Linked DNA regions of Homo sapiens: region 2 is linked to region 1. The links are chromatin loops, found by intact Hi-C in ENCODE. Cell type or tissue: Calu3. All regions are shown on one strand. Links, peaks and the distances in the headings refer to the core of each region. The heading gives the core; the rest is flanking DNA.

What was found. A loop is a pair of places that touch in the nucleus more often than their neighbours do. Peaks named below come from ENCODE experiments on the same cell type or tissue, not always from the same donor. Only the 100,000 strongest peaks of a DNase experiment are listed, where the experiment ranks them.
Region 2: a loop joins it to region 1, with 2.5 times the contacts of the local background. A loop is called at or near these places in 1 of 110 quality-filtered maps.

What each region holds. Positions count from the first base shown.
Region 1 is chr17:40,951,518-40,956,908 of GRCh38, forward strand. All of the region lies in intron 1 of LOC107985072 (a long non-coding RNA gene), which reads left to right. Among named protein-coding and RNA genes, the nearest start is that of KRT39, 13 kb to the right of the region's middle. RefSeq lists enhancers at 1,920-3,119, 5,018-5,391. In Calu3, for the core only: no CTCF peak of the experiment used is centred there; DNase peaks (open chromatin) are centred at 1,384 and 2,524.
Region 2 is chr17:41,129,729-41,135,119 of GRCh38, forward strand. No RefSeq gene overlaps it. Among named protein-coding and RNA genes, the nearest start is that of KRTAP4-6, 8.1 kb to the right of the region's middle. In Calu3, for the core only: no CTCF peak of the experiment used is centred there; no DNase peak of the experiment used is centred there.

The DNA of each region.
Region 1 (5,391 bases), core at 288-5,287:
ATTAATTTAACATTGAAAGATGATCCATTTTGCAACCACAGAGTTCCCAACTGCAAATCAATGCACCTTCTTTGTTGTACCTAAGAATTAGAGAAACCAAATTGTAATATGAAGGCTTTTGTCAAAAATGGAACTAGAAGAGGGATATGGGGTCTTGAGGAATGAGGTTGAAAAACTGCCTCAAGTCCACACGTGCTTAGATGGTGTTCATGAGTTCAGTGTTGCCCCTTCCTGGATTGGGCTGGACACTGTTGTGTTGTGTTTTTAGGGCTCACTTTCTCTTTTTAAAATATTTTCTTAACCACTTGAACCACCAGGGATATGGCTCACCTTCTTTAGACCTCCAAGACAAGCATTATTTCTTTAATTCTTTATAGCTTTCATTAGGCTACATGTATGACATTTTCAAACTTGAGTAATTATTTAATTGATTGGGCATTTGGAATAGAGGATTTGAGTTTGTTCAGATTTTGACTTTAACATTTACTAGCTGTGACACTGAGCAAATTACTTAACTTCTGTAAGCCTTAGTTCACTTGTTAGTAATGTGGTAATAACCATAGTATGGTAGGGCCATTGTGAGAATTGAGTGAGATAATTCATGTAAAGCATGTAGCACAATGTCTAGAGGCATAATATTTAATCAGTTTTTAATTGAATGAAAGAAGCATTACTCTTTCTACTTTTTGGCCCTAGGAGACACTGTGGCTTCTGTGCATCTGTGATTACTTTTATTATGTGTTGGCGGTGGAGAAGCCTTCCAGCTGTTTTCTCCATTGACACCATAACCTGACTCCAGGAAACATCAGGGCCACAAGAGACAAGGGTAACAGATATTGTACTAGGAGAAGGGCCATCAGTCCTCTCTGAATTGCCCTGTCATTTCAGTTGTCCACAAAAGTGATCCTGTTACAGGGATGACTTCAAACTGTTCTCCCTTCTCCTCCAGGGCTATCTTCTTCCTACTGGCCGCAAAGATTGTGAAGGTTGATACATGATGGAGAGGTCCTTTACAACTGAGCTCCCTAACATTCTGGAAAACAGAAGAGTTGGACCTTTATGTGGTTTTTACTTTGGGTCAGGTGTGACTCAGCTTTCTTTTAAAAAGAAAGGTTCTATCCTTAATATAGCACTTTCATTAGTTATCAGAATGGCTTTGCATGACTATGCCATTGTCATTTGGCTCAAGTGAAATAATTCATTAGCTCTCATGTGATTGTTTTGCCAACTGAAGTAAGCTTCACGAAGCAGTATAATGCAATCCTACTAACAAGGTTACTGGGTGCCAGGCATGCTCTAGGAGCTTTGCATGCATTAATTAATGATGTCATCTCAGCCCTATGAAGTAGATGCTATTAATAGCCCCATTTTAAAGATGAGGAAATAGAGAGATTAAGTAACTTGCCCAAGATCTCATGGTATGTGGCAGGGCTGGGAATCAGAGACCCAGCTGGTCTAGATTCAAGTATGTGTTATTAATCAGTACATGATTCTGCTTTTTAAACAAAGGTGGCCAAAGTTCTTTTCTAGGTTTTTCTAATACCTTTAAAAGGGTGCTTGTTCTGAGATTTCATCCTAGTCTCCTTTCCCCACTGAACTTAACAGAGTCCTCTTACATGGGTAGTAATTTTATTTACCTTCCACTGTGAGACTTCTCCCTGCAACCAGAGTCTATGCTGGGAGTGGGGAAGGGGGTGTTTCTTAGAAAGTGGCAGTGAAGGAAGAGAACACAGTTATTTTTTTCCGGTCAATGGAAAATGAGCTGACAGACATTTATCCTCCACAGAAGTGCAGAGAGAAGACCTTTTTACTCTTACATACAGTTGATGGGTAGTTCTTTATGACCAGCTACCCATGTTTAGAGATGTTCAGCCCAAAGCATGGTCTCTCTCTAGGTCTTCTGGGTCAGTAGAGTTAGGCAGTTTCTTTAAGGGCCACAGATACCAAATGGGTGGATACAACCCTTTCCAGGAAACTCTTGAGCACTAGCGTGCCCAGTGGCCCTCCATAACGAGCTGTAATATCGGAAATTTTTGCTTCTGGATTAGCAGAAAGGCCTTTTTGATTCTTTTTTGTTTCTGTTTTTTTTGTTTGTTTGTTTTTGGAGAAGGAAAAAGAGAAAGGAGTCCCAAACTTGCTCTCCTCCTGAAAAAAGTAAGAGATCTTACTGTCTGAGATGTTTTCTCCAGGTACGACTAGTATGTCCGCCTTGACTATTGGGTTGTTCCAGAGAGAGAGAAAGAGGGGGGGGGGTGAGAGAGAGAAAGAGAGAGAGAGAGAGAGAGAGAGAGAGGATCAAGAAAACATATTCAGAAATTTTGCTATTGTGATGCCTTCTTAAGATGTTTAGAAACATTGATATACATTTTTTCCCATGTGCATGTAAGTGGTAGCCTGTGGCTCAAAAGCATCACCTAGGAAAGCTCTCCAAATATGATGTTTAACCTGAAAGGATAATTACAGCAAACCTTTCAATGTTGCCAAACAGGGTTGTTCCCATTTGAACTGGGTGCGTGGGTTGTTCCCATGAAACTTGTGAATCATTCATGAACACACTGATCAGATATTTCTAGCCAGCCCAATACCCAGAGGATTCATTTCCTATAAAAGACATTTGATCACAGTGTTGAAACAATGTATTCAAGGTTTGCTTGCCCTGAGACTAACCCAAGTCTGTGTCACGGATGCTGATTGCCTCAGCCTAGAAATTCTTCCTAACCTAATAATGACCTATTCTCTTCTCTTTGGGGACACTTTCCTTTTCTCTTGAATTTTAATGTTTCCCCCCTTCTCTCATTTAAAGTGGATGTTTGCTTTTAAAATGTGTTTTCATTATAAAAACTTTAATTTTAAATCAAAATGGACAGAAATAGGATAAACTTACTCAGGTAAGGGATCCGTTTCTGTCTAGAGTAAGATACTTTTCTTCATTGTTTGAAAAATGGAAATTATGGGAATTAATAACAACATAGAGTCATTATCTTCTAAAGACATGAAGATCTCACTGATACCATCCAATTGCCTTTAAAAGACACTGGCAAAGTGGGGTGGGGGGGGTTGGAAGACTTTTTTTGGTGTCAGTTCTTATTTACAGAGGTAGAAAGCTAGACATGATAAGTAATGTCAGAGCTTGTAAGAGAAACTAAGGACGTAAGCTTTGAAGAGTCCATGGTGACTGCCCAGAGTCTAAGCACAGAGAAGCCAAATGGTACTTCTGAGAGTTAGAGCCTGAGGTCACTGTCTTGGGGTCCAGTGTTCTTCACATTAGGCCTCAGTCCACACCTGTTCACTACAGATGTGCCTGGGAACGAGGAGAGTGAGGAGCAGAAGACGGGGAACAAGGAGAGTGAGGAGCAGAAGAAAGAGCACTGGTCCTCTTTTCGACCCACGTACCATGGACCAGTTACTGTTCTTTCTGTGCCCCAGATTCTCCATCTCTCACATTAAAAATGCTATTAGCTGCCATCCAATACCTTCCGCATTCAAAAATCCACATATTCTCTGCATTTCTGGATGAGGGATAAAGACTCCTTGGATGATTCTCACTGGAAGCTGTGATGAGCTGGAGAAGGGTGCTTTGAAGAGTTGAAAAGCAAGCTGTTGCTACTACAGATTATTTCTGTTCTTGTATCAGGTGCTATTTGACCTTTCTAAGGAAATAAAAGTACTGATAATTCAATCCCATTATTGTGCGGCATGGATGAGTCAGTTAAATTTTCTGCCCAGCAGTTTCCTCATCTGTGAAATGGGGCTATTAATAATATCTACTTCATGATGGGGTTGTGAGGATTAAATGAGTTGATGATATTTATTAAATTATTGGTCATTATTGATTAACTCCATTTTATAAACAGGCGAATAGACACGAAGGAGGGGGGAATCTGCATGTGTGGTTGTCTATCAAGCTATGCCCAAATCTAAAAGCCTCAAATAAGTCATCAAGTCATTCAGATCTTTAAGCCAAAAGCCCCCATCAGTGATAAAGCAGTGGCTTTTAATTCAGTGCACACACTTCAGCTGAGACTTTTGTTAAAATTTGGATTCCCAGGTCCCACAGCTGGAGATGCAGATACAGGAGGTCTGGGGTAAGGCCCAGGAATCTGAATGATACAGACTCCCCTATTAATGCAATTGCAGGTGGCTTCTGGGTCACACTGGAGAAGTTTTGGCGGGACGTCAGGTAAGGGGTTACCACTAACTGAACTCTGGAGGAAAAGTTTCTGGGTAGTCTCTTCTGATCAGCAATTGCTGGAATTGGCTCTGGGAAGTAAGGATGCAAAGGGTGTGGGCTGTGTGATGGGGGCAGGTGATGGGGGACAGTTAAGGGGTGAGAGGCAAGGAGAAAGGGGGAAGCGTGGTTACTTACCTCTGTGTTTGGAAGAGTTTAAACTAGCTATGACATGAAGTGGAGTCAACAAGAAGAAAGGAAAAAAATCTAGAAAAAATATATCTAAAATATCTCCCTTTTTAAGAAATATAATTATGGACCCTCAGAGTGAGAAGCAGAGATATAGGATTTGACCTCAGGCTCTGGACACCATGCTGTGTTTCCTGATTCATGGTTGTCTTTCGAACTGTGCTAAAATTACACTTTCCCTCCCCACGAGCCCCTTTTCTGCTCTAGCTGCTGACTTATGCTGAACTGTCATAAAACCTTAAATTTCCTCCTGTGGCTGTGTAGGATACTTATTTAGCCTCCTAGTAAAAATCCAGTCTCCTTATTGCCTTTAAAAGTTTTGACCACATGCATACAACCAGCAAATGGTTTTACATTCTCTTATACGAAGAAGACACTTAAAAAAAAAAACAAAACTGCAAGCCTTCGAGTGGCTAACTCCCCTCTTTACTGTGCAGCTTATAATCATATATTTTTTAAAACCATGAATGGCATGGGGGATATTTTGCTCTCCATAGGAGGAAGGCATCCTACTTCTAGGATAAACTGAAAATGGCACTGCTGCATCAGTTCAATCTTAGCTTGAGTCCAGTGAGATTCCTCAACCCTAATTTTGTAGCTCGGAGCAGATTTTAGTGTGGATGATATATATCAAGGTCCACCTGGGCCCAGCACTGAACCAGAAAGAAAGGAAGAAGGTATTGATGGAAACGACATGTGTCTAGGTTTAAATATAGGGAATAGGAATGCCCTTCTGCAAAGCACCTTACAGTTTATGAGACCCTTTCACCATTATTATTCCATTTTATCCTTGCAGCCGTGTGGTAGGCAGGGCTTATATTGTTATATCCTATTTACTCGAGGTCATACATGCCCAGGCTGGATTGAGACTCCGTCCCAAGGTTTCTGAATCCCAGTTCCATGCTCTTTCCACATTTTCATCCTGCAGCCTGAGATAGTACGCAGTTAACTACTGACCGGAGGTACTCTGCCCA
Region 2 (5,391 bases), core at 139-5,138, 180 kb after region 1:
AAACAAAAACATAAAATAATATTCTTATTAATTTTTCTCCACAGTTTCTCTCATTAATTCCATAGTGGATTAGAGTATTTGATTATTGGCTTGTCTTATTTTTATTCTTATATTAACTGTAGCTTCTGTATGTGAAGTTTTATCTCTATATTTATGTGTTGATTGTAGCCTTTAGCATAATACTTTTTCCTACTTTGTCTTCTGTAATGCTTTTTGTGTAAGTCTAACTTGTGGGATAGAAGAATTGTAGCCCCTGCTTTCTTCCATTTGCATTTTCATATATGTATCTCTGTCTTTACCTTTTCACTTTTAACCTTCTGATGCTTGTTGATTCACTTGTGTCTCTTTATAGACAGCATAATGCTGAGCTTTCCTTTTCATAAGCCAATCTGAAAATCTTTTTTTAAAGTCAGTTGAGCCTATTATATGTATGGATATAATCAATATGCTTAAATTTAATTATGTCATTTTTATTATACTTATATATAATAATGATATATAATAAGTTATCTTCTATATTTGTTAAATATTTCTCTTGCCTGTCTCTTTATCTTTCTATCTCTCTGTCTTTCACTTTTAAAATTCTAATCTTTCACCTTTTAAATTCTCTCTCTTTCTCAGTATGCCTTTTGGTATTTAGGAATGTTTGTATTTTGTACTAACGGTTACCTTTATATACCTCATGAGCTCTATTTTTTAGCTACTGTCAGTTGATTCTCTGCTTACAGAAATATTGAAATTATCTGGTTACCTCTTTATTCCTCACTCCCTGAGCATGAGATTTGAATTCCTGGTTAATATCTATAAGGCAATCAGCAAACTTCTACTTTATATATTTGCTCTCCTTTTCCTTCCTGTTTTGGTAGTTGTGCTGTATCAACATTGTCAGTACATAGCTGTTAGTTATCACACTTCCTCTCTTAGGCTTATCGTTCATTCTGTTCTTAGTTCCAAAGGATATATATCGATCCAGACCTCATGTAGATGTCCTTCCAGTATCTTTAGTCATCTGATTTTATGAAGTTCACTTGTTAATAAATTCTTCAGGATCCACCCATGGTGGAGAATATTCACTGAGTTTTTTCATGTTTATAATAGTTTGTTTGTGGCCTTTATACCTGAAGTTCAGTTTGGCTGAATTTAAAATCTTTGCCTCACATTTTCTTTCCTTGAGCATTACTCTATTATCTTCTGACATTTTCATCAAAATGTGTGAAAACAAGCTCGTTTTATTTCCTTCTGGTTGACATGGACATTTTGCCTGGATGTTCAAATGATTACTTTTCTTTAAATAATTATTATGTTTTTCTTTAAAATTCAAGGCTTTTATAACATTATGTCTCAATTTTGACCATTATGAGCTTATTTTTCCAGAAGGGGTAGCTATACTTATAACAGATAAAACAAACTTAAAATCAACAACAGTAAAAACAGAGAAAGGAGGTCATTATATAATAATAAAGGGATCAATTCAGCAAGAAGATATAACAATTCTAAATATACATATTAGTAAGAGAGTGAGCTTAGTAAATTTGAAAGTCCCTTTGCCACCTGTCCTTTTTTGTGCTCTGCTGAAGCAGCTGTGACCATGTCCGGGATCATTTCCTACTTTATTTTCTTATGGAGATGTTGGGGCTCAGAAAACAAAACCCCAAAATATGATTCTTTGGTACCTTGATTGGGGAATTGTGGGGAACAGCAGCTATAAGCAGAGGTTTTCTCTGAGGTTCCCGTATCTGCCTGAAGACATCCAGGAAAGATATATAACAGGAAAAGAGGCTAAATGTTGACATCACCCCAGAGCGGCTTTGCCTGAAAGACTTTACCTACATAGCAAGACAGCCTTTGTTCACCATACATTTCTTTCCCTCACCTTCCCATAGCTTGTGGACACCTCCCCTAAGAATCCCCAAGACCCTATTCTGATGCTATACAAACTTCAATCATTGGCCCTTCTTCAAGTCTTATAGTTTGTGAGGCTCTGCACATGCATGTAATAAATTTGTATGCCTTTTCTCCTGTTGATCAGTCTGCTGTCACTTTTTTCCAGAGACTCAAATTCTCACATCTAGAGAGTAGAGGGAAGTTTAAAACACACCTATACACTATACACGAAATTAGATCATTACGTTTTTCTGGTTAAATATTTTAAGATGTAGGAAAATATTATTTCCCTTTCCTAGTGTGTTAAGATTTTCCAATCTGGACTTTCTCACAGAATTATCTTGCCTATTTCTTTGTCTACTGTGTCTTCTCAAGATGGCCCATCACATGGATTCAGTCCGGTATGTACCTGTGATCTGTGCATCACGCCATGATCCTGTTTGGGCAAATTGTTCTCATGATGCCAAGATCTCTTTTGATGTCAAAGAGAAGCAGAATTAGAGTAGGGAAATAAAAAGAAACAAGCTCATCTTTCTGAGTTAGTTACCGGTGAGCAATGAGGAAGACATATCCTATTTGTGAGTCATAAATGCTCATTAGATAGTGGACTCTCTAGACTTCTTCAAAGTATGCACCAGGTATCATTTCCTTTATTCAATTTGAAACTGTTAACAATGACTCATTGTTTTAAAATATGAAAAGGCATTTGGAGCTACTCTGAATAAACTTTCACTGGCCTAATATGGGACTTGGGCACCAAAATGAATATTGGCAGTAATAGATTACAACCCATCAAATAAAATTAAGGATTGATGAGTCCATATTGATATGAATTAAATGGAGAAGTTAAAAAAAGGAAGATGAGAAAGTTATCCATGACAGTAGAATGTCAATGAGTAAATGTAGAAGGAATAAAGGAGTTTCAAATCACCATTTACAGCCATTATAATAAAACTTGATCAAGTGAATATCATCAATGAATGCTATAACTATTGGGTGGAAGTTTAATGGGGAGCAGGATATTTGCACACTTCAAAATATTTTCCCAATAACTGTTTATTAATTTCAAAGGGAAAATGTTAACTTTACTGTGAAGAAACTTGAGAACATACCCTTCATCACAGGATCAAAGTTAGCAGCATTAATAATGGTCAAACTAGCATGTGTCTCCTGAAGTCACACACTGAAAGGACACATTACTTATGCAATATTTCTGTTAAAATGCAAAACCTGAATATAAGCATGAGGAAACATCAGATAACCTCAGACTAAGAAATACTCCACATAACGACTGGTCTGCTATCTTCAAAAATATTAGCACCATCTAATATAAAGACAGTCTGAGCAAGTATTTCAGGTCTAAATAAAGTAAGGAGATATGATAGCTAAATGCAATGTATGAACATGGATAAAAATTGCTTTATAGGATATATTGGAAAAATGGCAACATTTGGATATAGCATGTATATTAGGTAATAATATTGCATCAACATTCAGTTTAATTGATATCTTTACTGTGGTTATACATGAAAATGTCCTTAGTCTTAGGACATAAGTCTATCTCTATCCATGTCATCTCTCTAGAGAGAGAGAGAAATCAAATGTGGCCAAATGTTGAATCTAGGTGAAGACTATATGGCATAAGGAATTCTTTACTCTTATAACTATTCTGTAAGTTTGAAATGTTTTCAAAAATGAAAAAAGTTTAAAAATAAAACGAATTAGGATTGAAAAAGTATTTTTTCTTTGGCGTGTTAAAAGAAACATTTAGGCAAATTAAATTTAACAGATTTTAATTCATCAAAGAATAATTCATGAATTGGGAAGCTCCCAGACAAGCACAAGTTCGGAGCAACTCCTTGGCTTCCATTTGGTTAAATAACATTTATGGATAGAAAAAGGAAAGTGATTTGAGTAGTTGCAACTGAGACCATATGATGTTCTACTAAATATCTGAAGATTAAGATGAAGAATTGAGTTATGATCACATACCTCAATTATTAAAAGTAGCCCTAATCTAAAAAAAAGAAAAAAAGAAAAAAAAAAGGAAAAGGAAAGTGATGTACAGAAAACCAAAGTGAGGGACAGAAATAGCTGGGCTCGTTAGAGCTCAACGTTTGCTTTAGTTGAACATGGTTTAAACAGTTGGCCCCTGTGATTGACCAGAACTGGGCTGCCGTGGACTTGGATACTTGTTGGAAAGGTAGGTTACAGTTTGTTTACATATCCAGTTAGGTTACAGTTTACTATGCATGGAGAAACGTTTATGCCAAGCCTAAAATATGTAAAGAGGCAGCTTTAGGCTAAACTTAATTTAACAATTCTTAGTATAATAAGAGTGAGGAGTTTGGGTCTTTTGGAGGAAATGCTGAAGTATATAATAAAATTTACTTCATAGGAGCATCTACTATAAAAACCCTTTAAAAATATTTCTAACACAGGAAATCTTTCATCTCCTTGGGTCTCTGAAAATAAAGAACTTCTGGCAATGTAGCTGACTGAGTTGATACTGACAGACCCACTTCCTGGTATGAGTAAGTATAAATTCTTCAAAGATTTTTTAAAAAATTCAATCGTAGTTGAACTTGAGAAAAGTAGAGAAAAATTCTCATTTGTCAGAAACTAAGAGGGAACTCAAATGGCAAACACTAGCTGATGTCCTGTGGCCTGTGGGAAGGTTTGGCATCCAGTTAGATGCCCTCAGAACTGGAGGCTGGTGGTTAAAACTCAGGCAGGTACAAGAAATGGGACCTGAAACTATCACCAGGCAGGATCTAGGAAGTAAGACCCTTATATAAAGTTTATATTCTTAAGAACGCTGTTTGGGCAGATTGTTCTCATGATGCCAAGATCCCTTTGATGTCAAAAGAGAAGAATGTAAACTTAAGGTTTACATTCTGAAAGCATTTTTGTGCATAAGATGGAGACAAGAAAACCTTAGTCTGCCTACAGGAATTTTATGTGGTAATAAAGTCATGAACAACTAAACCATGCAATATCACCAAGCTTCTTAATTCACACTGTATGCATAGTGGAGGAACCTCAAGGTGAGAAACTGCTGATACTAAATAGTGCATGTCCTTGAAATAATCAGAAACAAAAGCAAAAGGAATAGCACACAGAAAGAACACCCCAAAAAGAAAAAAATATAAAAATAAAAAAGCATTAAGCACAAGGAAAAATAAACCTCTAAGAAACCACACACAGATTGCATGGGATCCCCCACAGGGGTCAATTTCTGCATAAGATAAATGCATAGGCAAATATTACAAAATATGTAAGAAAATAATTTATCATGAGTAGTATAGTAGACACAGGAAAAGGGAATATAACCCCTGGGAATTGAGATAACTGAAAATTCTGAAGGAGACTATATATAAATGGGTTTAAAAGGTAAACAAAAAATGGAAATCGGGGGGTTGGGGGCAAGGGGAGGGAGAGCATTAGGACAAATACCTAATGCATGTGGGGCTTAAAACCTAGATGATGGGCAGGGTGCAGTGGCTC